Regions from separate parts of the Homo sapiens genome. Here region 2 is linked to region 1. Evidence: read pairs that join two places in POLR2A ChIA-PET (ENCODE). Cell type or tissue: MCF 10A. All regions are shown on one strand. Region 1 has its middle 140 kb from the start of COX10-DT. Region 2 has its middle 130 kb from the start of HS3ST3A1.

Region 1 (5,000 bases):
CCACAAAAGCCAAAGAGATTAGGTAACAATTCAAAAGAGGGCAGAGCTTTAGACCCAAGAAGACCATCACTCTTGAATCTTCACAAGGAAAATGGAAGACCTCCACAAAAGGGGTGAGTAATACATTTTTCCGGGTTCCTAAAGGGGTCTGAGTCTTCTCTAGATCTTTTCAAACAATACTGAATATGGCAAAGAGGAAGAAGAAGTAGGAAGAGTAAAAGTAAAATGGGAGAACAATTTTTAAGAAAGGAAATGAACAGAGGCATTAAGCACATGTGTTCTTTTTTTGAAAAAGATGTTTTAGTCCACTAAAATGTTTCCAAAACAGGATCTAAAAAGAAAAAGCAGAAAGGACTTAAATTTTATATATGTATGTGTGTATATATATATTTATATATAGTATATATATTTATTTATATATGTATATGTATATATATTTTATATGTAAATGTGCATGTGTATAGGTATGTGTTTATATGTAAATATATATATTTATATTTTATATAAATCTATCAGCTTTTAATTAAGCTGACTTCTAACAGTAGGACTCTTTTTAAAAATTTTTTCAAGTAATTTATTACCAGATTTTAGCTGAGAGAAACAGCTGATATTTCAAGTCAACAGAAATATCAAACCAAAAGGGACCGATTCCTCATTAGGAAGACAACCCAAGCCATGATGGGAATTTTAACCACCAAACTACAAAATGGACTAGCCTCCATGTTAATCCTGAATGGAGTTCAAAGTGGGCAGTTTGAGTGTAACTGTTTTAGGTCAGATTTTTGATCTTTGACTTAGTCAAGATAATTTTTAAGGGTAGCCATGACACTATTATAGCTCCTTCTTTTAATTTGATCTTCCCACCAATTGTTAAGAATAAGAGATCTCTAAAATCCCTTTCTTTATTGTTAAGAATAAGAGATCTCTAAAATCCCTTTCTTTAAAAAGGATTCAGGTGTCCAAAGGATCAATCTTTTGGTCATTGACAATTAGAATTTTCAGTGGTATATTTAATCCCAATAGCAGCTCAATTCAGTAGCTCACTCAATTTCAGTGAGTGACATCAATGAACAGCCACATGCTTCTAATAGTGTACACACCATACTCTGGGGAACATGGCCTCCATATAGACCAACTTGGTATCCAAAAAGGAAACGAAGTCTGTTTGTATGATCCCTTCTTAGGGGATGCTTGTCATTGTCTGACCATTGCTGAATTCTTTAATTTTCCATTGTTATATAGCCAGATACAGAATTTTGCCAAGGATTGATACCAAGCTTAACAGTTTAAATAAACCAGATCTTTGCTGTTCCCCTAAATGGAGATCATCCAAACATTGTCAATTGCTGTACTAGCTCTCAACACACACACACACACACACACACACACACACATACACCGTTATTACAAACAGTGATGGTTACAATCAACTGATCCCATGTTACGTGCCAGTTCCCCTGCACTCATTCTTTCCAGTCCTGACAGCCCTAAAAACTATGTATTATCACCATTTTAAAGATGAGGCAATGGAAGTTTAAAGAGGAGGCTTAAGCCTTTACTCAAATACACCTGTATTTGAAACTAAACTCTGCAACTTACTTACTAGTGGCAGAATTGAGTTCCATTGTTCTATGAACTTTGCTAAATCTCACCCTGGAAAACCTCATACCTTGTAAATATACAAAATATTTTCTTTCCTATGGCTTTTAAATTTTCTAAAACTATCTACTTTTATAACTACCTGGAAAGTGTAGTAGATGCCGTTAGTTGCAATCCAGCACCCATTCTCCACTCTTCCTTCCCAAGAGAATGCCAGTTTCATTTAGGTCTGTATCATGCATATCACAGGACGCAGGAGAATTTGACGCCACTCTGAAATCCAGGGGTAGGCCTGACTGGGCTAAAGCTAAACCACTCCTCCTGGTCAGTGGTTGGTTTGGCCTTGAGCATGTGACCTACTTCTAGACAATGAGACATAATGAGAGGCCTGTCAGAGGCTTTGGAAAACTTCTCTTTATTCTGAAGAAAGCCCCAGGAAGTTACTTTTCCAAGGGTTGTAAGCAAGCAACTTGTAAACTTGATTGCTACCAGCAGCTGTCCTAAAACCACAAGCGGAACCAGTCTTAAAGTGAAGCCAAAACTGTGGCTTGCAGAGCAAAAAAACAGAAGTGAATCACATGGGTCCTTGATGACATCATCAAACAGCACTGAAGGCTACCCTATCCTGGACTTTCTCTTTATGAGCTAGTAAATTCTGTTTATTAGACATAAATCCATTTAATAACTTTCTAAACCAGTTTGAGTTCTCTTTTCTGTTGTTACAGTCCAAAAGACCCTAATTGAATACTGACAATAATACAGCCAATATGGTAGACAATGGTTTAAAAAAAAAAAAAAGGCTAAAATGGAGCACAAAATGAAGTAAATGAAGTGGGAAATCTGCCCATTGGGGGATAAGGAGACCACCAGATGAAGGAGTAAACAAACTCTTTGGGGTAAATAATCATGACTATGTCCTTGGCATCAACTGTCTTCATTAAACAAATCAGTAGTTTTCATCATGTTGCTCTGACACCAGCAGCATCAGCAACACCTTGGAACTTGTTAGAAATGCAAATGCCTGAGCTACGCCCCAGCTCTAGTGAATCAGACAGCCTGGGGTGGGGCCCAGCCATCTGTGTTTTAATAAGCCCTCCAGGGGATTCTTACGCAAGCTCAAGTGTGAGAACCACTTCCTTAAATGTATTGGGAAAAGTGAATTTGCCTGAGTCGTTCTCATTATTAACTATTAGCACTTGACTTGAAGTCAGAGTTTAGAACCTGCTGTCTTTATTCCAAATTTTTAGTGTGGGGGTCTCAGATCCTCATGTGTTTAGAGTCTTGAGTCACTGAGTAGCCGCTTCTGGCAAACTGAATCTTGTGCATGTTGACCTAAAGCCAAATTAGAACTCCCTTTACTGCTGTTAAGAAACCAAACTTTACAAAGCACCAGTCCACCCTGCAGAGTAAATAGAAACAGTTTTATTTGGTACTGGAGGCACATAGAGAAGTGTGGTATTTTCTACCTCTTTAAATTGCCACTTCTGGAACATTTCTAGTGTAGTTTTGGGCTGGCTAAGTATAGATTTTTAAATTAATGTATTTTTTTCTTGCTAAGTAATTTTATGGTTTGAAAAATTTTCTTTAATATGCAATTGGGAGGTTTAATGCTCTAAGCTCCATGAATATTTCTGTAGAGCAACCTGCTCATAGACAATTATTTTAGCAGTATCCTAGGAATGATCAGTATCATTAACACAGTGTAATCATGTTAAAAGGAAAGTGTCTTTCACCCAGGGAATGTAGCATGTGGTTAGTGTCTTGATAATTAACCCATTGCCCTTGAAAAAAACCCATTGAAGGTAATCAGAAGCAAAGACAATTAACTCCTTTCAAACAATTTCCTTTGTATCTTTACTCCCATCTTAGAAAGGAGATTCCAGAAGGACTTGAAGGAAACAAGAAGACAGGGATAGTTAGATCACGTCAGAGGTGCTGATGAGGCCACTGTGCCAATGAACGTTAGGTGTGCTGCCGGATGCGAGGAGGTTCTCTCTCTTTTCGTGATTCTACTCTATTCCTGTGACACCTCAGAAACATCAGGTGCCATGGCTTCCAGACAGGTGCTTTTTATTAGGCCCCAATCCTCAATCACTCCCCATTTCATCACCTGTAAAATGATGATATGCCTCTTTTGGAGGCTGTTATCAGGATTCAATGCAATAACTATATGCAGAAAAGATTTATAAACTTACAGTGTAGACTCATATAACACATTTTTGTTGGCAGTTCCTACTTTGACGGCTTCCTTTCAGAGGTTTCTGTTCCTTCCATCAGAGCACTTCAACATGTATAGTAAGTCACTCTGCACAGGAAAGATAAAGATAATATCTGCTTCTTTTTTTCTTTTTTTGAGATGGAGGTTCAATCTCGTTGCCCAAGCTGGAGTGCAATGGCACAATCTCTGCTCATTGCAACCTCTGCCTCCCAGGTTCAAGTGATTCTCCTGCCTCAGCCTCCCGAGTAGCTGGGATTACAGGCACGTGTCATCACACCCAGCTAATTTTTTTCTATTTTTAGTAGAAACGGGGTTTCACCAGGTTAGCCAGGCTGGTCTCGAACTCCTGACCACAGGTGATCTGCCCACCTCGGCCTCCCAAAGTGCTTGGATTACAGGTGTGAGCCACTGCACTCGGCCCATATCTGCTTCTTAATATAAGGGACTGGAAGCCTGTGATATAATTTCAAGTTAAAACAGAGTCATGTTAAGTTACTAAAAACTGCCATTCCATGTGATGAGAGAAGAATGTTCAGAATGCTTCAAACAACACTGACGGCTGTCCTATGATGGACTTCCTCTTTATGAGCTAGTCAATTCTGTTTATTAAATGTAACTCTTGTTGAGATAGGTGCGAAGTGCCAGGGAATGATTTCCAGAGGGTATGAAAATATTTGAGGAATTGAGCAATGTTTAGAGTTAGCCAGGTGAAGGAGGGACAGGAGAGTAAACAGCATGAACAGCATGTGCAAAAGATTGCGGAAAAAAACTGGAACACACAGCCCATCTGGGGAAATGCAAGTAGCTCAGAAAGGTTAGAGTATAGAATGTGTTGGGAGGGGAGTTGGGTGGGGAATAGCAAAAGGTAGAAGTGGAGATAGGAGCCTGCTTTGTAATAAGCTTGTTTGCAACCTATTTCAAGGGTTTATGACACACTCAGACACACATGCACACACTAAACCATAGAGACAGGGTAAGCCAGAGGCAGGGCCAGAAATAACCAGATCGAATGTTTGCCCGATTATCTATTTTAACTTGGCTTTTTATTAAATTAAACAGAATCTCTCCGGGATGGAAATCCTTGGCTCTTAGGTTCATTGGGTCCCTTCTGCACCAGTCTCTGCCAGTTTCATTGAGTCTGTTCTGCACCAGTCTGTTGGTTTCAATATCCCACCAACTCCTA
Region 2 (5,000 bases), 200 kb before region 1:
ATTAATTTATTCAAAAAATGTTAGTGAGGGTCTTCAATAACTATTCTGTGTGCTGGAGACAGGGCAGTGACCAAAGTACTTGCTCTCAAATGACTTACATTCTCCTGGAATGACAGACATAAACAAATAAAAAGTGTAATCTGTAGCATGGCAGAAGATGCAAAGTTCAATAAAGAAAGCTAATTCAAGGCAAGGGGGATGGGGCTTGCTGGACAGATAAGCTGGGGTAAAGGTGTGGTCTGCTGTTTTTATATAAAGGGGTGAGAGATGGCCCCACTGACTGGGTGGCATTTGAAGAGAAACTCCAGGAATTGAGGAAAGGAATTGACAGAATTTACAGGTATCCAGTGGAAAAGCTTTTCAAGGCAAGGCACCCCAAGGGGACAGCAGGGGCTCCAGGAAGGGAGTCCCTTCACAGAAAGCCACACTGATTACATCCTTAGAGCACAAGCACATGGCATACCCCAGAGAGGGCAGAGCCAGACTACAGCCTTCCAGTGACTCGTCTTGTCCTGGCTTCCTAAACGCACACTCTCCAGAGACTTTGACCCTTTCAACTCCCTCCAGCATTTTTTTTCTGAAAAATCTAGATTGCACTTGTGCCTTTCACCCTTCTAAAAACAGATTCTACATTATTGTCACCTTATTATTATTACATGTGTAAGCTTACCTTTCCTAAAGAGTTATAAGAAACTTGTAAGAGAATCACATCTTAAGGCCGGGCACGTGGCTCACGCCTGTAATCCCAGCACTCTGGGAGGTCAAGGTGGGCGGATCACCTGAAGTCAGGAGTTTGAGACCAGCCTGGCCAACATGGTGAAACCCCATCTCAACTAAAAATACAAAAATTAGCCGGGCATGACAGTGGGTGCCTGTAATTTCAGCTACTCAGGAGACCGAGGTGGGAGAATCACTTGAACCCAGGAGGCGGAGGTTGCAGTGACCCAAGACAGTGCCATTGCACTCCAACCTGTGTGACAAAGTAAGACTCCATCTCAAAAAAAAAAGAAAAAAAAAAAAGAATCAGGTCTTCAGTCACTAAATGTATGGGATGGGATAGAATTAGCTCTTCAGCAGTAACATTTGCTATAGGATAATGGCTGATACTGATGGAGGACATGTGAGCCCCAAAATTGGAGCTTAGTACAGGAGGGTTCTTGGCTTTGCCAAGGGAAAGAATTCCAGGGCAAGCAGGTGGTTTTAGACAGCAATCTTTGATTGAATTGTACCGTTACCAGAAAAAGGTCCCAATCCAGACCCCAAGAATAGGTTCTCAGGTCTCATGCAAGAAATAATTTGGGGTGAGTACATAGAGTAAAATGAAAGTAAGTTTATTAAGAAAGTAAAGGAATAAAGAATGGCTACAATAGGCAGAGCAGCAGCATGGACTGCTCAGCTGCTTATACTTATTGTTACTTCTTGATTATATGCTAAACAAGGGGTGGATTATTCTTAAGTTTTCTGGGAAAGGGGTAGGCAATTCCTGGAACTGAGGGATTTTCGCCTTTTTAGACCACATACGGTAACTTCCAGACATTGCCATGGCATCTATAAACTGTCATGGCACTGATGGGAGTGTCTTTTGGCATGCTAATGTATTATAATTAGCATATGAGCAGTGAGAATGACCAGATGTCATTTTGTCGCCATCTTGGTTTTGGTGGGATTTGGCCAGCTTCTTTACTGCATGCTGTTTTATCAGCAAGGTGTTCATGACCTGTATCTTGTGCTGACATCCTATCTCATCCTGTGACTAAGAATGCCTTAACCTCCTGGGAATGCAGTCCAGTAGGTCTCAGCCTTATTTTACCCAGCCCCTATTCAAGATGGAGTCACTCTTGTTCAAACGCCTCTGACAGCACTGCTCCTTGTGAAGCAGTTCTAACTCCATAGGCAGTACATCTACAGTCAGCAGTCCATGGGCTCTTGGCAACTCTATACCTTCTTATACCCACTTTCATTTACATGCAAATGAAGGGGTGTATTAATGCAAATTGAGAGGTGGATTATTTCAAACGTTCTAGGAAAAGAATGGTAACTTCCAGGTCATTGCCATGGTAAAGAGTGGTAACTTCCGGTCATTGCCATGTCATTTGTAAACGGTCAGGGTACTGGTGGGAAAGTCTAATATTAATGAGCAATGAGGGTGGCTAGGGATCACTTTTGTGTCTGCCTATCCGTTCCCACCCATTTCTTCACTTTATCCTGTTTAGACTAGATCCTGTTTTGGTCAGCAAGGTTGACCAGAAAACAAGTCCTGCTGGTCTCCTACCTCAATGCTACTGCAGTTGTACCACAAGACTTGGAATTTATTCTAAGGCAATCAGAAAAATACATTCATCATTTTATCCAGCAAACACTAATACTTGCTTTGAGCTAAGGATGACTGTAGGCTTTGAAAGTTGGTTTATCAACAGCATCTTTAAAGGCGAGGTCACTTTGCTATGTAAATAAAAACTAAACAGAGCTTTTTAAAATTAATTATTTTTAACCGACAAAGATTATATATATTAATTATGTACAACATGATGTTTTGAAACACGTATTCATTGTGGAACGGCTGCATTGATCTAATTCACACATGCACTAATTCACATATTTTTGTGGTGAGAACACTGAAAATCTGCTCACTTAGTGATTTTCAAATATATAAGTCATCAACTATAGTCACTATGTTGTGCAATACATCTCTTGAGCTTATTCCTGTTGCCTAACTGAAATTTTGTATCCTTTGACCAATATCTCCCCAACCCCCTCAGTTACTCACCCTCAAGCCCCGGTAGCCACCATTCTATTCTCTGCTTCTATAAGTTTGACTTCCTTAGATTCAACATACAAGTGAGATTATGCAGTATTTATCTCTCTGTGTCTGGCTTATTGCACTAAATATGATGCCCTCCATGTTCATCCATGTTATCACAAATGACAAGATTTCCTTCCTTTTACAGGTTGAATAGTATTCCATTGTGCATTTATACCACATTTTCTTCATCCAGTCATTCGTTGATGGATGCTTAGCTTGATTGTATACCATGGCTGCTGTGAAAAATGCTGGAATGAAATTTTTTTAAAGAAAGATTTTCTGCATGAATGTTCTTTATAAAACATTCACTAAAACTCATCTTTCTCAACTCCTGATGCTGTTCATTTTTCTCAACATTGGCAGCCGTCTGCACCAATGAATGTGTTTGGGGAAAGGACTGTGAGTTACTCTTACCCTTTTAGGAGTCAGCCGTGTCAGGACAGCTCTAAAAACTATTTGTTGCTAGTAAATATTATTTCCTGAACAACAACAACAACAAAAAATCCCTTTTATATTTACTGCCCACTATAGTTTAATGACCTGAACAGTAGATTATAAGTAGTGATTCCGGCAGTCTCTATTCTTACGCTTTTGCCTCAAACTCCCAAACCCTCATTGGCAATGGAGCTTGCTCAAATTGCCCTGACCATTTTTCTTTTTAATTAGAGCTTTCAAAGAATGAAATAAATTGTTTTCTAAAGAGGATAATAGGAGGGACAGGAAAGTAAGAAAGACACGTTGCTGCATTAGAAAGTAGAACAAATGTCAATGCTCTCTGACCAGCATCTCCATTTGCTGCATGGACTATAAAATCTTTTAACAGCAGCGGGAAGTGAGTTCAGAATGACTAACCTTTCACCGTGTGTCACTAACGAGGGAGGTTATAGCAGATTCCATTCCCATTAAATGATATTATAGTGACATTCCATGGTCATTAACTAAATGTGCTAAATGTTGTTTTCCAAGACTGAGTTTGAAGGTACAGGAGAGAAGGTATCTTCTCTGGAGATAATTAAATGATATCCAATGATGTAAACTTGCCTGCCATTTGACCAATGGATACTTGTCAAGTAAACTGAGATCAGGAAATGTTCTCTAGATGAAAAATATGTCCAAAGAACCCCACTCTCTAATCCCCCTTGTTTTTAACTGGCCTGGGTTTTTTTTTTTTTTTCTGACTTGAATTGTAGTATAAAGACTTGCCATTAATTTCCATGTATATATTCTGGTTAAACAGATCAGAGTAGCAAATAATTAGTGACTCATTATATCCAAATATGTACATTATGCCAGAATATTTTTGTAAACAAATGTCCCCTTTTACAGATTTAGCATTTTTAAAGTTATTCTTCATAATATTAATATCACCTTTTTTAGATGGGGAGAGGTGAGATTCTGTGAAGTAGAATAGCTGATGAATCTGATTACGTGTCTTTTGTACTTTTTCCCAATTCCAATCCAACTATAAATGACTTTGCTTGAGTGTAGAGTTGTTAGAACAAAGTCAAGGGGCTCCCAGGGAGTGTTTGCAGAGTGAGGGCTTCTGTCTTTCCGTCCATGGGTTGGCACAGGGCTTGCTATGTATAAATAAAGCAGCACAAGACAGTGACCCCTCTAGGCCCCTTAAGAGTCAGGAGCCTGGCCGCGTGTGGTAACTCATGCCTGTAATCCCAGCATTTTGGGAGGCCGAAGTTGGCAGATATTTGAGGTCAGGAGTTCAAGACCAGTCTGACAAACATGGTGAAACCCTATCTCTACTGAAAAATACAAAAAATTAGCTGGGTGTGGTGGCAATGCCTGTAATCTCAGCTACTCAGGAGGCTGAAGCAGGAGAATCACTTGAACCCAGAAGGTGGAAGTTGCAAGTGAGCCGAGATCGCGCCATTGCACTCCAGTCTGGGCGACAGAGCGAGACTCTGACTCAAAAAAATAAACAGGAAAAAAAAAAGAGTCAAGAGACTGCCAGAGGGGAAGAATTTAAGCATCAATTTTGCTGGAAATAGCTTCACCTAAGAAGATCCATATACTCTATTAGTGAGTTGAATGGTGCTCCCTCCAAAAGATATGTCAATGTCCAAATTCCTGGAACCTGTAGATGTTACCTTACTTGGAAAAACGTTTGTAGATATGATTAAGTTAAGGATCTTGAGATAAGAACATGCTGGATTACCCACGTGGCCCCTAAACTCGCAGACAA

The links. Peaks named below come from ENCODE experiments on the same cell type or tissue, not always from the same donor. Only the 100,000 strongest peaks of a DNase experiment are listed, where the experiment ranks them.
Region 2: POLR2A ChIA-PET joins it to region 1 with 5 read pairs; 2 of 35 experiments call an interaction of 5 or more read pairs at or near these places.

Annotation. Positions count from the first base shown.
Region 1 is chr17:13,929,282-13,934,281 of GRCh38, forward strand. No RefSeq gene overlaps it. Among named protein-coding and RNA genes, the nearest start is that of COX10-DT, 140 kb to the right of the region's middle. In MCF 10A, no CTCF peak of the experiment used is centred here; a DNase peak (open chromatin) is centred at 2,680.
Region 2 is chr17:13,725,310-13,730,309 of GRCh38, forward strand. No RefSeq gene overlaps it. Among named protein-coding and RNA genes, the nearest start is that of HS3ST3A1, 130 kb to the left of the region's middle. In MCF 10A, no CTCF peak of the experiment used is centred here; a DNase peak (open chromatin) is centred at 2,712.